4 separate regions of the Homo sapiens genome follow, and regions 2, 3 and 4 are each linked to region 1. Evidence: chromatin contacts called from ENCODE Hi-C or POLR2A ChIA-PET data. All regions are on one chromosome and are shown on one strand. Each heading gives the region's core, a stretch centred on a gene start or an enhancer-like site at or near the end of the contact. The rest is flanking DNA. Distances are from core to core; before and after follow the strand shown. Region 1 holds the start of METTL14 (methyltransferase 14, N6-adenosine-methyltransferase non-catalytic subunit). Region 2 holds the start of AFG2A (AAA ATPase AFG2A). Region 3 holds the start of BBS12 (Bardet-Biedl syndrome 12). Region 4 holds the start of EXOSC9 (exosome component 9).

Region 1 (5,248 bases), core at 1,733-4,232:
CTAAGTGGTTTAGGTATTTATACTCTCGAACCTAGACATGTGCTGACTAGTACGGTAGCTACTAGCTATGTAAACCATAGAAGAGATTGTGGAGGGCATTCTAGTAAGATGTATAATAGGCAACTAGCTACACAGGCAGTCCCTAACTAACATAAGTTCCACTTACGATTTTTTTTTTTTTTTTTTTTTTTGAGATGCAGTTTCGCTCCTGCTGCCCAGGCTGGAGTGCAATGGCGCCATTTCAGCTCACTGCAGCGTCCGCGTCCCCAGTTCAAGCGATTCGCCTGCCTCAGCCTCCCAAGTAGCTGGGATTACAGGCGCCCAACACCTCGCCTGGCTAATTTTTTTATTTTTAGTAGAGATGGGGTTTCACCATGTTGGCCAGGCTGACCTCCTGATCTCTGTTGATTCGCTGGCCTTGGCCTCCCAAAGTGCTGGGATTACAGGCGTAAGCCACTGCGCCTGGCCCACCTAACGATTTTTTGACTTACAATGGATTTATTGGGACATAGCCCCATCATAAGTTGGGGAGCATCATGAGTTGTAGAGTATAGGTTTGGAGGAGTCAGTCTCCAGGAGCTTGGGGAGAGATGCATAAGTTATAATGTGGATCTCTCTTTACTTCCTTAAATTAAGTGCCTAGAAGTAAATTGCTTCTTCAAAAAGTATGGATTTTATGTGAGGACTTCCGAAATTTCTTCCCCCTCTTCCTGCCACACACACCCCCTAGTGGCCTTTATGTTGTCATAATGAACAGATGTTACTGATGGGCTTGTAAAATTCTCTACAAGTATGCTGATGTGGTCTGGTGTTTTAAAATTCATTAGTTGGGAGAGAGATTTCAAAATTATATCCCCTTCTTTGTACAAACTGCAACAACCCTCTGCCCAACTCCAACAGTTTTGTAAATATTACATGGAAGTACATATCTGCATCAGTACAGTTCCAGGCAGGAAAACAAATAATTAAAAGTATTTTAAACAGACGCCATTCACTATGGAGAAATAGTTAAGCAGATATTGAAGGCTAGAAGAGCAAAAAGGGAGAAGTAAGATTAAATCAGAAATTTTAAACTGCAGGATGGCTACCAGTCCTTGAGCTGGTGGAACAGAAGGTAGAAGTAGTAGTATCATAGCACAAGAGCAAACTCACTCACTGTTAAGGGTGTCACTTTCTTAAGGTAAGGAAAGGAGGGGCTGCTCCAACTGGCTCTAGACTTTGTAAGGGACATAGTCATCGCTCTAGATGCCAGAAGCAGAGAGTAAAATAAATGGACAATAGCTTTCCCATGTTCCACCTTTTGATTTCCTGCCTGTGCCTCCTGTGGGCAGAGTCTTACAGGAAGCCATCTAACAAGGAAGGCTGGGAAATGTAGTTTGTGGACTCCCTGCCTAGCCATCATCTCGAAGCAGAGGGTAGGTGAGTATGGGGTTCAAAGATTACAAGCAAGTAACCTGCATAGCAACTTATCAGGAAAAAGAAAAATCCTCCATTAGACAGTAAACTCATAAAGAAAAACCGACTTTAGTTTTTAATCTTTGACAGACTTTATAGACTCTAGGGCCTATCACAGTGCTTGCCATATAAAATGCTCAATCAATATCAACAGATATTTAAGTGAATAATTGCCTATTCTCACCATTGGTAAAATTTAAATCAGTATTCAACTTAAATGATTGCCAGATAATACAACTGATTTTTAAAGAAATACACTTTAACTCATATGGACATAAATATTTTACAGTATCCAAGTAGTGCTGACATTACTCAAGGAATTGTTTAGGACTACTTGTTCAAAATTGTCTTTCAGACCTAGTTCTTCGGAAATACATTATAATTATTTCTATAAAAGTGGGCATGACTAAGTAGAATCTAGTCTTGCCCACTTTTGGCCCAGCCTGACTCAACTGGTTTTGATCTGGATGACTTAATATTATTTCTGAAAATTAAATCTACTCTGAAAGAACAGACTTATTACTAATTTTGTTAAGTACTTACCGCGATTTCCAATTAAACTTGAGGCAACATGATGTCTTACTCCACTTCCGCCACTGTAGGCTTGAAATAAGATGGCAAGTGTGGTGAATAATAATGGTAATAACTCAAATAAGACTTTGGCCTTTGCTGCCATCCTATGAAGACAGAATCACCACCCCCCAGCCCTCACCCCTCACCCCCGCAATCCGAGTAATTTCAGGAAGCTATTTGTTTCCTTATCCTTGGGTTATTTTCAGTTAAGACAAATGTACAAGCACAAAAAGGAGTCTCTTAGCTTCTGACTCCTAGGACATAAACCAAGACACGCTTTACTATCACATACTCATTTCCCTAAAGGGAAGAAGCCAAAAAATGCATACTATAGTAAAATGGGAAACATTTCAAGGGACAGTAAGGTGTGGGGAAGAGTGGGCAGATGTTGTGGCTGTTACCTGCGTGAAGGTAAATAAAATATTAACAATAACAAGCACTTCTACACCGCTATGTGCAAGGTGCTATTTATCCTTTCAATCACAGCTCTGTGAGGTAGACACTTATGACTCCCATTTTACAGATGACAAAACTGAGGCTCACGAAGGTGGTTAACTAGCCAAGGCCACTCGTCTAGGAAGTGAGAGGCCAAGGTTCAATCCTAGGCAATCTGGCTTAAGTTTGTGTTCTGTTAAAAAAAAAAAAATTAAAGGTTATCTGGCAATTTTTTAAACGTCAGGACTGTCATCTGTGGAATCAATTGAAAAGGGAATCAACACTTCAGAAACTGTAATACACCAAGGGAACCTGCTATCCTGGGAAAGAGAGATAAAGGAGAAGTCAGCTGACTGTCCTCCTTCAGACTAGCTCAGACCACCCCAACCTGCGAGGGCCCTGGAGACCCCTGTGGCGCAACAGATCCCTTACTGGGTCCCTTCCAAGTGGCGTCACATAGCAAGCGTCCAGAAGGAGGCGGGACTTCCGGGCCAAGCGAGCCAATTCCGGCCGCGCCGGAAGTCTCTACTGAGGAAAGCTATGAGGATACTCTGTTCGTAAGCTCCCGGTGAATTTTGTTCCACAGACTCGGAAGAAAGGTTGGATAAGAGTTCACTGGAGATTGACAAGTACTCGGGATAGTGAAAAGCCGGAGTTGGAACATGGATAGCCGCTTGCAGGAGATCCGGGAGCGGCAGAAGTTACGGCGACAGCTCCTCGCGCAGCAGGTCCGCGGCCCTGGTGTCCCCTGTGGGAGGGATCGAGAATGCGAGTGCGCGGCCGCCTCCTCCCTCCACACCCCGCCTTTTTCTGTCCCTTCTCTACCTGCCGCTGTTAAGGCCTTTCTGGTCCTGCGATCTTGATCCCTGGTTCTGCCTTTGTAGTTCTCAATTTTCGCGGTGTCCCGAATGTTTTTCCAGTTCCTTCCGCGGTCTTTGTGGTGCTAAACCGAATGCCAGGATTAGCCTTTAAGCTTTGTGGAACTCCCACCGAGTGTCTGGCATGTTCACGCCAGGATGAGTGTCATGTTATCCCCTACATTTCTCTTCACTATTAAATGGTCATCTATTTCTTTCTTTTCTTCGTCGTCAGCCCCAAATTCTTGAGATTGTGGTTTCATTATGAAATACGTTTACAGTATTTTCTTTGACATCTTTCTGAAGACAACACTGGAAGTAGCCTGAGTGTAAATTTTAGATTCTGCATCTTATATAGAGTATCCTTGTCACATCCACAGTTAATATTTGAAATCTTACTCTGTGTTAGTCACAATAATCTCCTGAAACAGGTATTATTACCTTCACTTATCAAGTAATGAAAAAGGCTCCATACGTTAAGGAATTTTACTCCTGGTCGCTCACTTCTCTGCTGGGAAATAGAACCTAGGTTTGTCTCCCCAAAGCTTGTCTTCTAAACCATTGTCCTTCACTTCTTTCTTGTGTATGAGTAAGTTAACATTTGCTGATTAGTAGAGTGCACATGCAGAAAATACAGATTGTGCACAGTTCTACTTAAAATCGAGGCTGTATTTTCCATTCTACTATTCAGATCAGTAAAAGTGATAGGAGCAATGCTCATAGAGTGTAATTAGTCATCTTGCAGTTATTTTTCAGTAATGAAACTTGGTTTTAGTAAATGGACTTCTGAAACCTATCCTCTTTATGGTCTGATGAACAGATTTGTGGAATATGGCTAAAACCGTGGAAACTTGGAGTCAGATTTGTTCCTTTGTTCCTTATCCCGCTGGCATTACGATCTTGGGCAAATCAAGTATCCTTTCTAAGTCTTCTTTTCGCCAACTTCTTTTATCGTATTATCTTCAAAAATGTTAAGTAGCTCTTTGTTGCTACCACAGAAGACGTTTTACTCCTTAATATTGAATTCAAACTTCTATTTGACTCAATATACATTCATAGGACAATTATTTGTTTAGTGTTTTACACTCAGCAGATGCCAGGGGCTCTACCTTTTAAAGTCTTTTATGAATTGGTTGCACTCTACTTAGCCAGCCTTATAACCATTATTTGTTTACATTTGTTTGTATTTTGCAAAATTTTCCAAACTGCCAAACAAAATTTATGTTACCATTTTAAGGTAGTAAAGTTCAGCCTTGTGTCTATAAATAGTAAGACTTAGCTTGAGTAAAACTGGATCGATTTTTATTAGAGCATAGAATAAATAAGTTATATAAGCTGATGCCTACAAAATGTTTAACATGGTACCCACAACCCTGTGCAAACACTGTCTTATCTGCCTTTTTTAGTTATTGCTATTGCAGGTTGAATATCTCTTATCTGAAATGCTTGGGCCAGAAGTGTTTTGGATTTCAGATTTTTTTCAGGATTTGGAATATTTGCATATTACTTACTGGTTGAGCATGCCAAATACCAAAACTCAAAATCGGAATGCTTCAGTGACCATTTCCTTTGAATGTCATGTCAGTACTCAAAAAGTTCCAGATTTTGGAGCGTTTTGGATTTTGGATTTTCAGATTTGGAATGCTCATTTTATATTAAATCGTGTGTATTGCTTCACAGGAAATTGGCTAAAGTGTCTTATTTTCAAATACAGATGGTTCCAGACTTACTATCATTTGACTTAACAATTGACTTTATGATGGTTTGAGAGTGATAGGCATCCAGGCTGCTCATTGACTTACGGTGGAGTTGTGTTCTGATAAACCCATCATAAGTGGAAAATATTGTAACTTGAAAACACACTTACAACGTTTATTTTGAAACAGATTTACTTTCAACTTACAATGGGTTTATCAGGACATAACCTC
Region 2 (5,248 bases), core at 1,691-4,190, 4.2 Mb after region 1:
TTAGTCCATAAAGACTAAGAATAGCGGACTTCATGTGTAAATAGTCTCTCTTTATAGGCACTACCATTCAGTTAGTTTTGTTCAATTATAACAACAGAACCAGCAGGAGTTCTTCAAGGTAGCATAGTGCAGTAAGAAAGGTGTAGAGCCAGGGCAAGTAAATTTTTCTCTCTGTGCCTCACTACTGTCATCTTTAAAATAGGAATAATAATGCTATCTACCTCAAAGGGTTGTTAGGAGGATTAATTACTATTTATAAAGATCCTAAAACATCTACCATTAAGTGCAACAAAATTTGTTTTATTGAAAAAATATAACAAGTATTTGGTACTTAAGTTTACAAATTAGTTTCATCTTTGATCAACGCATCTATCCAGTAATTAGAGCTGGCGTTATTCACAAAAAGCAAGCTAAGAAGCAAATATTTTTGGTGGCAATTTGCCTAATGCCTGGCTAAGCACATGGCAGAACCTGGTACTTAAACCCAGAATGTGCACCTCCAAATCGCACAGCTTTCTGCTTTGTCATGCTGACTGGGGTAGTGCTTTGATCACCTGTTTGGTCATTGATAAGTATCAGTGGGTACAACACCTGTGTCTACCCACACACTGGAAGATAAAACGATTGATTCTCCTATTAGTGACACTGTTGCAGTATAAGCGGGCTTGTCAGCAATTACTAGCAAGTAGGAGAGAAAATAATGTGAAGAGGTAAGAAGTCTGGGAATGAGGATGAGTAAACATTGAAATAACTAGCTCAATTATATTTACAGATATGCTTCTTGCCATATTGCTCAATAGGATAAAGATTATTTTGAGTTTCCAGTGTGAGAGATTTTTCCATAGTTGAATTTGCATGCTATGCCTTCAATTAGATTATAAAACCCTCAGAGGCCGTTTGAAAAACTGCTGCACCACTAAATCGACTTCTTCCAAAGTGAAGGCTCCTCCATCCAAGCTTTCTTATCATTGGGCTCAAGGTTGAAAGCCAGTAAAAAGTTTTCTTATTGAAGACTGAAACCACCCACCACCGTCCCTGGTTAATCATAAAAGAAGCGTTATTCTAAAAAACTCCAGTTCTCGCTGAGACAGCTGTTGACCCAATTTGTATACAAATGTGACACTCTGAACCTCTCTGGTTTAGTATTTGATAGCCCAACAGGGTGACTATATTCAATAAAGATTCAGGCTGGGTGCAGTGGCTCCTGCCTGTAATCCCAGCACTTTGAGGGGCCAAGGCGGGAGAATCAGTTGAGCCCGGGAGACTGAGACCAGCCTGGGCAACACAGTGAGACACCGTTTCTAGAAAAAATAGAAAAAAGCCAGATGCGCGCCTGTAGTCCTAGCTACCCAGGAGGCTGAGGTGGGAGGATTGCTTGAGCTCAGGGGTTGGAGGCTGCAGTGAACCCTGATCCTACCACTGCACTCTAGCCTGGGAGACAGAATGATACCCTCTCTCAAAAAAAAAAAAAAAAAAAAAAACAAACTGTACATTTAAAAATAACTAAGAGTAACTGGATTATGGTTGAATGCTTGTGGTGATGAGTATCTCATTTACCCTGATGTAATTATTACACATTTATACCTCTATCAAAATAGCTCATATACCCCATAAACATACACACCTACTATGGACCCACAAAAATTAAAAATAAAAAAGAAAAGCCTCTTTGGTCCACTCAGTCCACCACCCGTATTAGAATGTAAGAGTTTTTTTCCTTGGGAAAAGTGTCCGACAGAACCAAGGCTCGGTAAAGGATACTAATAATGTAATAATATAATATTAACAAACATCTACTGAGCTTTAAATACGTGGCAGGCACTGTGCTGTGCACTTTATGTGCATTATCCAAATTAACTCTCAGTAATTCCAGGAGTTCTTATCACCGGGGTCTGTGGAAGAGGAAATGGTGGTTTACGGCAATTTCCGAATGTCGCACAGTAGAAAGTGGACCAGCAACCAGGGTTGCAGATCCCAAAGTCCGGGATCTTCACCATTTCACCCAACCGCCTTAGAGACCTCCCAGCAAAAGGTCTAAGCACGAATGCTCCAGAAAACAGGTCCAGGTCACGCGTGCCTTCTCCCTTTCCCTCTGGGCTCGACAGTGGTGCACAGAGCGACTAGGGAGTGGGGGCCGCGGTTATTTCATTAGAAAAGCTCTGGAGCCCCGGGAGCCCTTCGTCCCAGGCGCACTTGCCCTGCAAGCCCTTCTGGAAGGCGGCAGCGTCCAGGCGGTCCAGCGCATCGAGCCGCGCCAGGCGCACCGAGATGCCCCCGAATCTGTCCAGCTCGCCCTGCAGATCGCACGCTCCAACTGGCGGATTCCGCACGTAACCCTGTGCGCCCGAGGCCCAGCGGTAACCCGCCGAAGGCCCGGGGCCGTAGGTTCGGGCAAGCATCGCGCGCCAGCGGCCCCAGCTCAGTGGCTGCCGCATCTCCACGCCGCTTAATTCGTCCGTTGCCCAAATGACCCCTCCGCGCTCCAGAGCGGAGATCGCGGCCGTACATTTTAGAAGAGTGCCATCAATACCCTCAGAGTTGAGCTGGGGTTACCACTCTGCAGAGCTATGCCAAGGAGACCGCGAAGTGGTCCACCAGCCCTTCTCAGCAATTTGCCCCGCTCCAGTTAAGCGGGGAAAACCTCCTCCCCCACCGCCACTCACTTATTTTGTTTGGTAGTTTAATTCAACAGACGTTGGTTTAGGGATGGGGAAGCCGGGAGGAGATGCAAAAACGTCCTGTTTTTCAGGAATTTACAATCTAAGTGGCAGTTCCGTTCCTGGAACCTATCTTCTTTCACAGATGCCGTTACAGCTGTTTCAAAGACTGCTGGTTTTGAAAACGCTCAGTCCCTCCCACCACGCTGTGCACTGCTGCGCTCCACTCAGGGGATTACGGCGCAGGGGCGGACCCTCGCTGACTTCTGCCCCGGAAGTTTTTCTCTCAGTTGAAGCGCGCACATTGAGTCGGCTTTTCTACTGCTTCGGCTAGGGTACCTTGTGACCATGTCTTCCAAGAAGAATAGAAAGCGGTTGAACCAAAGCGCGGAAAATGGTTCGTCCTTGCCCTCTGCTGCTTCCTCTTGTGCGGAGGCACGGGCTCCTTCTGCTGGATCAGACTTCGCGGCAACCTCCGGGACTCTGACGGTGACCAACTTATTAGAAAAGGGTAAAGAATTCCGGGTGGGAGACTAGAGGCCGAGGGGGCGCAACCTGAGGGGCGGGAGACTCAGTGATACTGACTTGGGGTGCAGAGACTTTTGAAAGTTGGGCGTGGCATGGGTCTGAGAGCGGCACAGAAGCGTGTAAGACTTCTGTATGTAAGAAGCATGCAAACGTAGCCGCGCCTGCACTGGAGAAGTTAGGCTGAAATGGTTTATCCGTGTCCAAGGTTTCTCTTTTGTAAATTATTTTGAATTTTTAAGTTGCACTTGAAACGCTTTGTCTCATTTAACATTAACGACACATTTAATTGCAAAATTGTTCATAACTAGCGAACATGGGATACTTATCCTAAAAAACTAAATAACCAATTCAGTAAAAATGTGGATCACTCTGCCTTTAGGAGTGATGATAGCATTTTCTTCCAGTACTACGCAGGTTATGATATTTAATAACTGCTAGTAACTGCACACTAGTGTTAGCAGTATATATAGCTCATCTAATTTCTACAGAAGCCGTGACCGATGGGTATAGTAATGACAGTTTTATAGAGGGAGGAAAGTTAACGTGATTCCATTCAGGCTACACAGGTGCTAAGTGGCAGAGCCGATATTTGAGTCCAGATGTGTTTGACTTAAAAGCCATTCCTAGATGACAGCTCCTTTGATTTGGGAGAACGTATTTATACTGAAAAGTCTTATAAATTGAATTAAAAATTGAAAATTTATATTTGATGTGTAATAGCTTTGAAAAATGGACCAGACTAGTGGCAAAAACTTTTATGTCTAATCAGACCTTAAAGACAATTTAGAGTTCACATGGTATTTTCACTCTGCCTTAGGTATCAGAGGACAACTTGTTCTGTCCTGAAGGTTCAACTTGTTTTTGAACTAGATCCTTCCCATTGACATGTAAACATGCTCATTTCTCTTCCATCTTAAATCAGAACAAAAGCTCCACATTTTCTTCCTGCAACCGTCTCTCTATCCATTGCCAAGCTTCTTAAATGGAGTGGTCTCTGCCGCCTCACCACTTACATACTCTCCCTAGCCTATTCCTCTTTGACTTCCACCCCATCATTCCATGGAAACTGTTCCTGGTGTGGTCTCCGAGCATCTCCGTGTTGATAAACCTTACGTGACCACAGCAACTTTTGGTATTGTTGACCATTCCCTCCTTCTCGAAACACTTAACTTCTTATGTGTTGTCAAACTTGCCTGGTTTTCTTCATCTTTGTTGATGTTTCATCATTTTTCTTTGCAGGCTCGTCCTCTTCCCTTGACCATTAAATGTTGAAGTTCGTCAATTCTTAGTCCAAAACCTTTTTTTTCCTCTCAATAAATCCTGTCTCCTTGGCAAGTTCATCCAGTGCCCAGAGTTTCCCATCTATAGTCTCTTCAGTGTCAGATTTATATTTGTAAATCTTTTGTTTTTGCGCCTTGATGTGGTTGCCTTTTAGCCAAATGCTTCTCAAGCTCTCTGTGGTGAAGACTTTAAAATTTATAATAGGTCACAGATCAGCACTTTTCTAAAATACAGTAAAAATGATTTTCTAGAAAAATAAGGAAAAATTTTTATTAAACAGATGTGAAATTACTCTGTAAATTTCAATAAAAGCTTCTATATACTTATTCTCCTGTTTTGTACTTGTCATGAAGCAGTAACAAATCGTTGTGGGTCATATTTTGAATAGCACTGTACAATAACTCTTCTCATGAGTGTCCCAAAGATACTTCAGGACTAACTTCATGAGCCCGTTATTTCCTCCAACAAAATAAACTTCAACTCTGTTCAGTTTTTCCCGCTGCAAAATTCAGAAACCTAAGAGTCATCCATGACTCTCCCCCCCATATCTCACATACCTAGTCCACCACTAAATCATGTTTATTACCTAAATATTTTACATATTCCTCTTCTGCATGCCATTCCCACTGTTTCTACCTTAATTTCAGACACCATCATCTCTCACCTGGACTGCTACAACAGCCTTTTGACTGATTTTCCAGCTTCCAATTTTGCCCCTTATTCCTTTTCCATTCTGCAGCCAGAATGATCTTGTAAGATGAAGATCTTGTCATGACATTGCT
Region 3 (5,248 bases), core at 1,896-4,395, 4.0 Mb after region 1:
AATTTTTAAAACTTCTCTGAACTTTAGTTTTCTTGTATGTAAAATGGAGCTAATACAATCAGCTTCCAACTTGTAATATGTTTACTGAGGTTAACACATAAAATCTCGGCCAGGCACGGTGGCTCACCCCTGTAATCCCAGCAGTTTGGGAGGCTGAGGTAGGCAGATCATGAGGTCAGGAGATTGAGACCATCATGGCTAACACAGTGAAACTCCGTCTCTACTAAAAATGCAAAAAATTAGCTAGGCATGGTGGCAGGTACCTGTAGTCCCAGCTACTCGGGAGGCTGAGGCAGGAGAATCTCTTGAGCCCAGGAGGCAGAGGTTGCATTGAGCCGAGATCGCACCACTGCACTCCAGCCTGGGTGACAGAGGGAGATTTTGTCTCAAAAAATATATAAATAAAATTTTTTAAAAATAAAACTCTACACCACCTGTCCTAGCACAGAGGTATTAAGTGCTCACTATAGAGTCAAACTTACAGGGAAATATGGGTGATGTAAGTGCTATTTTGAATTTTCTTTATAACTAAAAGAAGAAAATTAGCAAATAATGTTTCCAGACAGTTCTATTTAATACTTTATGTATTTGAGTAACTGACTAAAAAGCAAATGTTCATCAGGTTTTTTTGGGTTGCACAAAAGGAAAATATAAGTTTTGTTTGCCAAATTCATTTGGATGTGAAGCCAACTTCATCAAACTTTAAAATTCTAAGTCTTTGTGACCTAAGGTTCTCAAAAGAGCAGCTAGAATCAATACTGTTCTTGGATTAATGGCTCAAAGAAGTCATTATGTTTTGTTTCTTGATGCTGTAGATTTAACATCATATTGGTAGAGATGTGTAACTTCTTACATGGATTAGACATCAAGAAGCCAATGTGTACATATAAACTAAAAACTGAAAATGAATACATTCAGATATTAAATTATAAAACTGCATAACAAATACAAATTTGTTAATTTTCCACAAGGACTAAAACAACGCTATTAATAACGAGTAGTCTTTTTCATCACTCTCAAAACATCTTCCTCGTTTATTTCTCCATCTCTATCATGATCAGCTTCATCAAGCATTTCCTGTAAAACAAAATGTAAATATATGAAATACATTTAAAATGACATAAATGAAGTCAAACACATATTCAAAACCAAATTTTATTTTAAATGCATAAGTGCAACTAAAGTTAGAATTATAATCCTAAATTATCACATAAGTTATAATTACATATAAATTATAATTATAAAAATAAGCAAAATCTACCTGAAGTTCATCATGTTAAATTTTCCCCTGGTTTCTTAGCAAACCTCTTGATACCGGTTAGTATTATACTTCCAGTATCATCATCATCAAATAATTTGAAAGTCTTCAATATTTCTTCTTTTTCATCTTTTTTACTCTTTTAAAAAAGAAGCAACTATCCAGTCTTTCATTTATTTATTTTATCAAGCTGGACTTAATTAGATCTTTGGGGTCTAAAGCAGCAATGTGCCAAGTAGCTGTGTTCTGATTTTATTTATTGGTCTTTTAACAATTATGTACTCACACCTGCCCTCAAGGTGCTTAAAGGTAGAGCTTGCTAAGGTGGAGAAGGCACAGGGTGGTCCAGAATGCATCTCTTATTAAACCTCATAATTCAGATCCGTTACCAAAAATGTAAGCTTCAAAATGGAAGGTTGTATCTTTCAATGCTCCTTAGAATAGTGCCTGGCAAAAATAGGCATTCAATATATGTTGCTGAATTAAAGGCTTCCAAATTCTGGCCCCATTCTCTCTATCCTGCAATATAGCCTCATTATTTCCTGACAAAAACCTCTTCTCCACATCATAGTCTTCTCATTACTACCCTGAAAACATATTTAATCTTGCTCTTCCTATCTCCCATCCTTAAAAACCTAGTTCTAATTGCTTCTCTATAAAACTTCTGATTGCTCCAGCCCTAAAATGTAGCAGGTTATTGCTAGTATTTCTTTGAAAAATAAAATCATAACTATATCATTTTTATACTCATAATGGCAAAAAAAAATCTTCAAAACTAATGGTGCCAATTCCTTCTTTATCAACTTCAGCTACCATTTTTTAAATTTCTTCTTTCTTTGGTTCAAATCCTAAGGCCCACACTGCAATCTGAAATAGGAAGAAAAGGAATTATAATATGCCATGATTTCTTTCTAAGCTTTTTAACTCCCTATTAAGAGCTTCTCTCTTTTCTATTATGGACTGAGCATAAACAGAAAATTAGGTCAGCAGGCCTGTGTTTCAGTCCTACTGTGCCATCATGTACATCACTGTTACACCCTGGGCTTTTGCCTACTCATTTATAAAACACAATTAAAATGCTTAACAAGATATCGTTTTGCTAATGCAGGGCAGGCATATGCACTGAAGAGACTTTATATTAAGCTTTCAGAAGACTACTTTTAAAGAAAGCCTTAAAGATTGCCACAAATAATATGGTTTTTAAAATGATTTAGAATTAGAAATAATTTCAGAACCTTCTTTTACATCGATGGTTCCAGACCCATCAATATCAAATAAATTAAAGGCGTCTTTAATTTCTTGCTTTTGGGATTCATTCAGTTCAATTTTTGCTGCTCTTTTCTTCCATTGGTCTGAACTTGTATGGTAGTTAGATGCCTGTAATACACACACATATGGGTGAAAGATAAATTATATAACTGGAATAGTTAGCAGAACCAGAATAATTGATGATAAACTATATTAAAGTACCTATTTCCTACTATAAAATGAATCTCAACAGGAGTAAGGAAGGAGTGCAGTTGCTGCCAGGGGCAGCCTTCCTTGCTCTGGCGGAAAAACTTCGGCCCCGGCCCCAGCAGAAGGTTACAGCTTCACACTCACCAGGTCCCCAGCCGGCAGCCGGCGCTCTCAGCCGGGACCTCCCGGCGTCACCTCCCGCAGCCCCGCCCAACCCAAGTCTTCACAGCTCACTGGCGGTTGCTAAGGCCGCTCTCACCGACCTCTCTCAGCCCCGCCCACCCAGCCTGAGTTATTGACATCCAGTTCATCCAATGGACAGAAAAAAAGGCCTTTAAACCAGCCCTTTCTCTCTACTCCCTACCAATAGCGTGACGTCCCCGCCTTTCGCAGCCCGGCGTTAAGCGGAACTTCTCTCTCCAGCTGTGTCTCTTAGCAACTAAGCCCCCGGCTCCTCCAGAAGCCCCTCTTCGCACATGCGCAAACTGCGGACGGGGAACTGGGCTCCCTAGCCCTGGCGTTTTTGGTGTTGCTGTCCCAGCCAGAATCGCGTCTGGCCGGTGGGAAGCCGGGAACTCCAGCCCCCTGTAGGAGAGGAGAAAGGAGCGAGGTTAGTAGTGAGGTGCTTCCGCTGACTGCTAAGCTAAGTCTTTCCTGAAGACGTGGGAGCCCGTGTGTTTGATTTTTCTGTCCTCTTCGGGCCAGGGAAAGAATGAGAATCTAGGGCCTGGAGGTCCTGGGGTGAATTGGTCCAGCATGTGGCTAGGAGTACTAGAGGAAGAGGGGACTGCCCTTTCTTTTTGCCGCTAGACTTTCCTCATTTTCTACAGTGCCTGGAGCTGGGCCTTCAGCCATTTACCTCCTCCCTGTTTTGGGCAGGGATTCTGGCATGGTAGACACCAGAATTCTGTATAGCAGTGGCATGGGGTAACAGTGTCGTTGGAGGGACGTGGGTATTGGGATAAGCATGGGTCTTGGGATGTATTTAAAGCTTCACTACATACATAGATAAACGTTTTTACATGTTTCGTGTAGCATTTGTTTACGAGGTAGGACTTTGGCCCCACCCATAATTACTATCGGACCCCGCCCTCCAACCCCAACACACACACACACACACACACACACACACACACACACACACACACACATCCAGCCATTTCCTTGGCCCAGTCCTAAGATTTGGCCAGTTGTCAACGATATCAACTTGATCTGCACTTCAGAGTCAGACACAGGTAGTCTGATTATCCAGTTGATTCAGTAACGGCCTAGATTTAGATACTTGTGAAACTTTTGTAAACCAACTCAATCTCTTGTCCAGAGGGCCAGATTTACTGCTTCTGCCCGTTCTGAATTTGGCCAGGAATCAGCTTAAAGGACAGGGGAGAAAGACTGAGGTAGGATGGACCACTGACTTCCTGGTGGGAATGAAGGAATGAGAGAATCTTAAAACTTCTAACCTTTAATTGCTCACACATGCGGACCCCTTTTATGCCTCCTACAATGTCTTCTCTAGAGGAAATATTTTCTAAAAATTATACTGGATTCTTCAAAAATGGATTCAGGAAGAATACTAACTTTAGTCTTTTTTTTTTTTTTTTTTTTTTTGTCTCACTTATCTTCCTGAAGGCAGGAGAGGAAAACAAGTGCAAAGTGCATTCTTGAAGCACTCTGTCAAATCACTTTTCATGCTTCATTGAGTAGAAACATGGCACATTTTCCAAAGCCATCAGCCTGTCTTGTTCATATTATATCCCAGACAGACACGCAAGTATTGTAATCATTGATAAAAATCTCATTAGGCTTCTGGAAAATAGGTAAGTTTATCCTCATATTGCAGGTGATTTTTCCATATAAAGTTACCCAGTGAAAATTAAAATGGCACAAATCCAAGATAATTTTTGAGTTAAGTAAAATGTGGTCACTTTAATATATGATTTTTCACGTCATTTATCTCACTTGGAAAGTTGCTCTTGATCAGTTTCAAGGTCATACACTTTTTTTTTTTTGAGACCGAGTCCTGCTCTGTCGCCCAGGCTGGAGTGCAGTGGCTCAATCCCGGCTCACTGCAAGCTCCACCTCCCGGGTTCTCGCCGTTCTTCTGCCTCAGCCTCCCGAATAGCTGGGAGTACAGGCGCCCGCCACCGCGCCCGGCTAATTTTTTTGTATTTTTAGTAGAGACGGAGTTTCACCGTATTAGCCAGGATGGTCTCCATCTCCTGACTTCATGATCCGCTCGCCTCGGCCTCTCAAAGTGCTGGGATTACAGGCGTGAGCAACTGCGCCCGGCCATATACTTCATTTTTAATACTAATATTAAAAGGATTTCTTAGACCCAGAAATGAATAGTGACCAAGTATATACTCAACCCAATCCTAATTTCGAGGATCTCTTGGATCATGTTTGATCTAATGACAATTAAATGGCGGAGTAGTATATTAACCTATTTTTATATCACTATGATTTAGGCTTTTATATTTGGAATATTTACTGCTAGTTAAAATGTTTTTTTAATTGTAGGCTCAGATTCCA
Region 4 (5,248 bases), core at 1,861-4,360, 3.1 Mb after region 1:
GCGATTCTCCAGCCTCAGCCTCCTGAGTAGCTGCGATTACAGGTGTGTGCCACCATGCCCAGCTAATTTTTGTATTTTTAGTGGAGACGGGGGTTTCACCATGTTGGCCAGGCTGGTCTCAAACTCCTGACCTCAAGTGATCTGGCTGCTTTGGCCTCCTAAAGTGCTGGGATTACAGGCGTGAGCCACCGCACCTGGCCTCCACCCATTAATTCTTTCACCAGATGTGCTAAGTAGGCCATTCATCCTTTGATTCACAAGGTACACTACCAGTCTCAGTGGGTGCTACAAAGGTGAAGAAGACATAGACTTTATACTCTAGTAGAAATGTACTAGAATTCCTTCGGACACACTTTTACAAAGACCAACTCAAATGTATTGGCTCACTAGAATCGCATGGGGTCAGGAAAGGGCATTTCTCCAAGAAATAGAAGGCTGCTGGTCAGACAAAGCAACTGATGTTCAATAAAGAGAATGCACACTCAAATAGTTTGTTGAGAACTAGGTTATTTTTAGACAGATCATCCAGATTAATATGCTGATTCCAACTGATTCTTCTTTTAAGAACAGAAGGTGAGGCCAGGTGCGGTGGCTCACTCCTGTAATCCCAGCACTTTGGGAGGCCAAGGTGGGCGAATCACCTGAAATCAGGAGTTTGAAACCAGCCGGACCAACATGGTGAAACCCCATCTCTACTAAAAATACAAAAATTAGCCAGGCGTTGTGGTGCATGCCTGTAGTCCCAGCTACTTGGGAGGCTGAGGCAGGAGAATTACTTTAACCTGGGAGGTGGAGGTTGCAGTGAGCCAAGATCATGCCACTGCACTCCAGCCTGGGTGACAGAGTGAGACTCTCTCAAAAAAGAAAAAAAAAATAATAGAATGTATCACATTACCTGACACATTATCTGAACCTCTTCTTAACCTTCCAAACTTATTTTTCCCTGAAATCATGAAACAAATTTTCCTTTGGCATTCAAAAATTTCTTATAAACACAAGGTTGTAAAGTACATATATTTTAGGATGGTATGTAGATGTAAGTGGAGATGGGTCATACACCTTTGGATTAACTCGAAAATAAAAAGACAAAAGCAAGAGTGTTTAAATTAGAATATAAAAGTGAAAGTAGAAAAGAACAGTGGAAATTCAACAAAAGTGGAAGGAAAGCAAAGTAATCAAGCAGCAGTTTCAGAAAAGCAATCTGTCATGCTGAGTTTGGGCAGTTTCATGGGAAGCCTTTGCCAACCCAACAAGAAAGGAGGAAACTAACATTTGAATAGCTATCATGTCCAAAATGTTTCATCAGATGCTTTCATTCAGACCACTTAACACAGAATAATTGTTATTTCCAATCTGAAGATACAGAACCCCCAAATCAGAAAGAATATTTAGCTCACTCCAAGTTCATTTGAGCTGAACTTTATCTGAAGCCAAAGTCCATTCTCTTTCCATTACCAAGCTGCCTTGCAGTAAATAACAGGCTATTTCAACAAAGGTCTATTTCATCGCTGAAGGGAAAAATTACCAAATGGCCACTGAAAGAACTCAAGGATTTAAATGAAGAACTTATCAACCAGGAGTTCTGGTATGAAACTGTACTATAAAAATGAATTCATGTTGCTAAAGAACTTAAGTGGTTAGTACCCTGTAATCCCCTTGCCGATTTTGAAAATTAATCATTTCTGTCCACTTTCCTCCTTCTTCACAATTTCTCTCTCCAGACCATGTGGAGCTCATCTCATCTCAGTTTTTGCATATGTTACTCTTTCTGCTTGAAACACTTTTCCTCTCCAGATGGCATCAAGGGTGCTCCTGCTCAACACCAAAGATTTACTTTACTTTAATGTCACCGCTACAAAGTCACCTGTTCCTGCAACTACCCCTATTAAGATAGCATTCCTATTCTCAGAGAGCACTTAACACTGTATGAAATTGTTCTATTTGTTTAGGGTTTTTTGCCTTTTCCAAAAAGAATATAAATTCCTTGAAAGGATCTTGTCTACCCTGTTTCTCCAGCACTTAAATTATTCTTGGACAGAGTAGGCCCTCTTCAAGTATTTATTGAGTACATGGATTGCAAGTGGTACAAAGTGAGACTAAAATGTATCACTGGTAGAAAAAACTTGTGAGAAGCTACCAAAGAAGCCAGAGAAAGACTGCGTAGGAGTTACAGTGCCTACCACCTCTAAAGCAAAAGGAAACAAAATAATAATATGCAAACACTTAAATAGTGCTTATTCCATGCCAGGCACTGTTCTAAACATTTTATGTATATATTAACTCATTTTTATTCCTCAGAATAAATAGGTTTCTCACTTCCCCTGCTTTGTTTTTGTTTTTGTTTTTTTTTTGCCGGTGAGTAATGTGAAGCACACAGGTTAACTTGCCCAGGGTTATAGTAGTTAATGATAGCCTTAAAATTTGAACCCTGGCAGTGAACACTTTTTAAAACTACTATTTGATACTGCCTCTCCAAAAAAGCTGAGTGGTTGGCAGCATGGCCCCGCTAAGGCTTCTCTGTGACCGTAAAAAAAAGTCTATCGACTTAAAATAACTGGAGAGGGGATAAGAAATAAACGGTGCATTTACTTTCAGTCCACAGTAGTAGTAACATCGTTAGTTACTACGTGCGAACATTCTCCATTCTCATCAACTTCTCAGATCCCACAAGATTTCACCTTTGGCCACAAAAACATCCCATTTCACCAATTTATCTTTCTCCCCCAACCCTTATGCCGCCTCATTCCAGTGTTTGTTCATTTAATCTGCTCCAAATCCTGCATCTGCGGCTTTCCAGGGACCAATGTCAACTCATCTGTGAAATTGCAGAAGTACATGTCTAGTCTCCACCCCGTGAGAGGACTGAGCAAAGGGTGAAGTGTGCGAGCGGTCTACTGATAATAATTTCTATCACTCTCATGGTTATTTTAAGTATCCTTTTCTCCTCTGCACTTTATGAGAAAAGAAACGGAACTTCACGTTCAGAAACGGCCTCCCAAAGCCGCAATGGCTTCTCGCAGCTCGCTGGCCTTCCCCAATCACGCTTTGAGTCTGCGCAGTAGCTGCAGCCCAAGCCATTTCCCATTTTTCCGCCGCCGCGCCTTGATGACGTAATTTTCCTGCGCCTCGGGGCGAGCAGCGGCGCGCAAGGAAAGATCGGGTTCCGTTTTTCCCGCGGATTCTGGTGCCTGTGGGGCCGGTGACCCAACACCATGAAGGAAACGCCACTCTCAAACTGCGAACGCCGCTTCCTACTCCGTGCCATCGAAGAGAAGAAGGTATGGTTTGGTGCCCGCAGAATTGCGCGCTGCGTGGGCGCTCGGGTCTCAAGGTGTGGACTGATACCTGGCCCGCCTGGGCCCGGGGAGCTACTAGGGGAACGACCGGCACGTTCACCCCATCCCTCAGGCTTTATTTATTTTTTTTCGACAGGTTCTTTTCAAGGCTCCAGTCACCGCAGCAGTTGTCCATGCTGTAGTTTCCACTTTCCTGTATGGGCGGGCTGGTTAGGATTCCACTTTCCCCCAAGTGCTTAGCCCAGGGCCAGACAAAAAGTAGTTGCTTAAGAAATACTTGTTGAAGGAATAAATTAATGAATGAATTTGTGCTTACAGCGGCTGGATGGCAGACAAACCTATGATTATAGGAACATCAGGATCTCATTTGGAACAGATTACGGATGCTGCATTGTGGAACTTGGAAAAACAAGGTAACAGGATTTAAATGAGATACACATTCGGAAGGGAGAAGTTTGAAAAAAGACCTTATTGACTTGGTTGTTTATAAAGCAGCTAAGAAGTCTGGACAGTATTCTTTGTTTAGCTGACAAAAATAAGTATTTTTTTATGCGAGATTTTTTGCTTTTGTGGTCACACTTGAACTTTTTAATCATAAACGTATTTTCTGTCACGTATCACATAGTTCTTTTCTGACTTCTATAAATCGTATAGACAACTAGTAGTGATCATATGGAATTTGTTTCTCACACTAATATAGAGATCTTGAGCATCTTGTCATTAAGTGTACATCCTGCTTTCTTTTTCCTGAGTGACATGAAAATTAGGTTTTCAGATATTCATTTGAAAGTTGTGAGGCTATTTGGTCACATAATGGTGGTGAACTATGCCATGTGAAAACCTTTAAGAAATCTCAGGTTTTCATGCCATCTTGTATCAATAAATACTTGCTTTAGAGGTAAAGGTCACTGATTTTTAAAACAATCTGTGGAATAGTAAACATTGTAATAAGAAGAGAGGTGTTTTTTCTGTCGTGTTTTTAGTTGTACCAATTTATGTTTTATTTCTGTGTATATTATACTTTACATATAATTTTTATCTCCTATGATTTATTTGGCTGAGTATGATATTACTCACATTAAGATTGAAACTTGTTATCTGTTTCAGTTTTTTGTTTTGGAAGGAGAGTCTATTTGGTTAATACTTTGTAACTTTATCTTTGCAGAGTTCTTGGACAGGTTTCCTGTGAACTTGTGTCTCCAAAACTCAATCGGGCAACAGAAGGTATTCTTTTTTTTAACCTTGAACTCTCTCAGATGGCCGCTCCAGCTTTCGAACCTGGCAGGTATTTAAATCTTTTTCTTAAGTTGCTTTAGTCATAGGAGAACCTAACAGCAGTGAGCTTTTGTTTTAATACCTGGTGTTATATTTCATGACATTAGCCCATTCCTATTTTCTCCTTATAGGCAGTCAGATCTCTTGGTGAAGTTGAATCGACTCATGGAAAGATGTCTAAGAAATTCGAAGTGTATAGACACTGAGTCTCTCTGTGTTGTTGCTGGTGAAAAGGTGGGGAATATGCCCATAATTCTTAATCTTAGGATGAATACTGTTGATCATGGATCCCGGTATCTATCCTTTTATTCTCAGAACTTTAGTTAACTCAGTATTGTACTGGTTTGCTTCACTTCAGATGTTCTTGAGTGATACCCTTAGAACTTTGTGCTACCTCTCTCTCTCTGAAGGGACAAAAAGGGTGTCCCTTCAGAGGACACCCTTTTTCTTAAAGGTTTCTAAAAGGTTTTCACCCTTTATCTTAAAAGGGTGAAAATAGCAACTTAGATTTTTGTGTAAAAATATTTTATTCAAAGAACTTGTGGCTTTTTCATATAATCTCTCATTTTCTACATGAGTTCATAGAAGCAGGTAGTTTTCCTTTTTCATGCAGAACTCAAGAACAGATGAAATCCTTCATTTGGATAGGTTTATCGATTTACACAGGGCCACACCAT

Evidence for each region. A loop is a pair of places that touch in the nucleus more often than their neighbours do. ChIA-PET counts read pairs that join two places held with the same protein, here RNA polymerase II (POLR2A). Pooled maps may share reads with other maps.
Region 2: a loop to region 1 is called in a map of CD8-positive, alpha-beta T cell, with 8 times the contacts of the local background. The contact joins the promoter of AFG2A here to the promoter of METTL14 in region 1. A Hi-C loop is called at or near these places in 2 of 168 maps with a recorded cell type or tissue (CD4-positive, alpha-beta T cell and CD8-positive, alpha-beta T cell) and 7 of 50 pooled maps.
Region 3: a map of B cell shows a loop between it and region 1 (8-fold over the local background). The contact joins the promoter of BBS12 here to the promoter of METTL14 in region 1. A Hi-C loop is called at or near these places in 1 of 168 maps with a recorded cell type or tissue (B cell) and 6 of 50 pooled maps. POLR2A ChIA-PET finds 5 or more read pairs at or near these places in 1 of 52 experiments (CD4-positive, alpha-beta T cell).
Region 4: a pooled map shows a loop between it and region 1 (7-fold over the local background). The contact joins the promoter of EXOSC9 here to the promoter of METTL14 in region 1. A Hi-C loop is called at or near these places in 7 of 50 pooled maps. POLR2A ChIA-PET finds 5 or more read pairs at or near these places in 2 of 52 experiments (H1 and common myeloid progenitor, CD34-positive).

What each region holds. Positions count from the first base shown.
Region 1 is chr4:118,682,410-118,687,657 of GRCh38, forward strand. It overlaps METTL14 (methyltransferase 14, N6-adenosine-methyltransferase non-catalytic subunit), which reads left to right and starts at 2,983. Exons shown (of 11, transcript NM_020961.4): 1 at 2,983-3,191. The coding sequence starts at 3,126. It overlaps METTL14-DT (METTL14 divergent transcript), which reads right to left and starts at 2,932. Exons shown (of 7, transcript NR_125930.1): 1 at 2,896-2,932; 2 at 1,999-2,058. RefSeq lists enhancers at 2,942-3,201, 3,382-3,521.
Region 2 is chr4:122,920,138-122,925,385 of GRCh38, forward strand. It overlaps AFG2A (AAA ATPase AFG2A), which reads left to right and starts at 2,941. Exons shown (of 16, transcript NM_145207.3): 1 at 2,941-3,168. The coding sequence starts at 3,006. NUDT6 (nudix hydrolase 6) reads right to left here and starts at 2,460. Exons shown (of 5, transcript NM_007083.5): 1 at 2,198-2,460. The coding sequence starts at 2,435. RefSeq lists enhancers at 2,604-3,140, 2,933-3,302.
Region 3 is chr4:122,729,559-122,734,806 of GRCh38, forward strand. It overlaps BBS12 (Bardet-Biedl syndrome 12), which reads left to right and starts at 3,146. Exons shown (of 2, transcript NM_152618.3): 1 at 3,146-3,326. It also overlaps the pseudogene CETN4P. RefSeq lists a silencer at 2,816-3,035 and an enhancer at 3,396-3,605.
Region 4 is chr4:121,798,213-121,803,460 of GRCh38, forward strand. EXOSC9 (exosome component 9) reads left to right here and starts at 3,111. Exons shown (of 12, transcript NM_005033.3): 1 at 3,111-3,278; 2 at 3,615-3,709; 3 at 4,462-4,581; 4 at 4,703-4,805. The coding sequence starts at 3,213. RefSeq lists enhancers at 2,300-3,103, 2,912-3,181.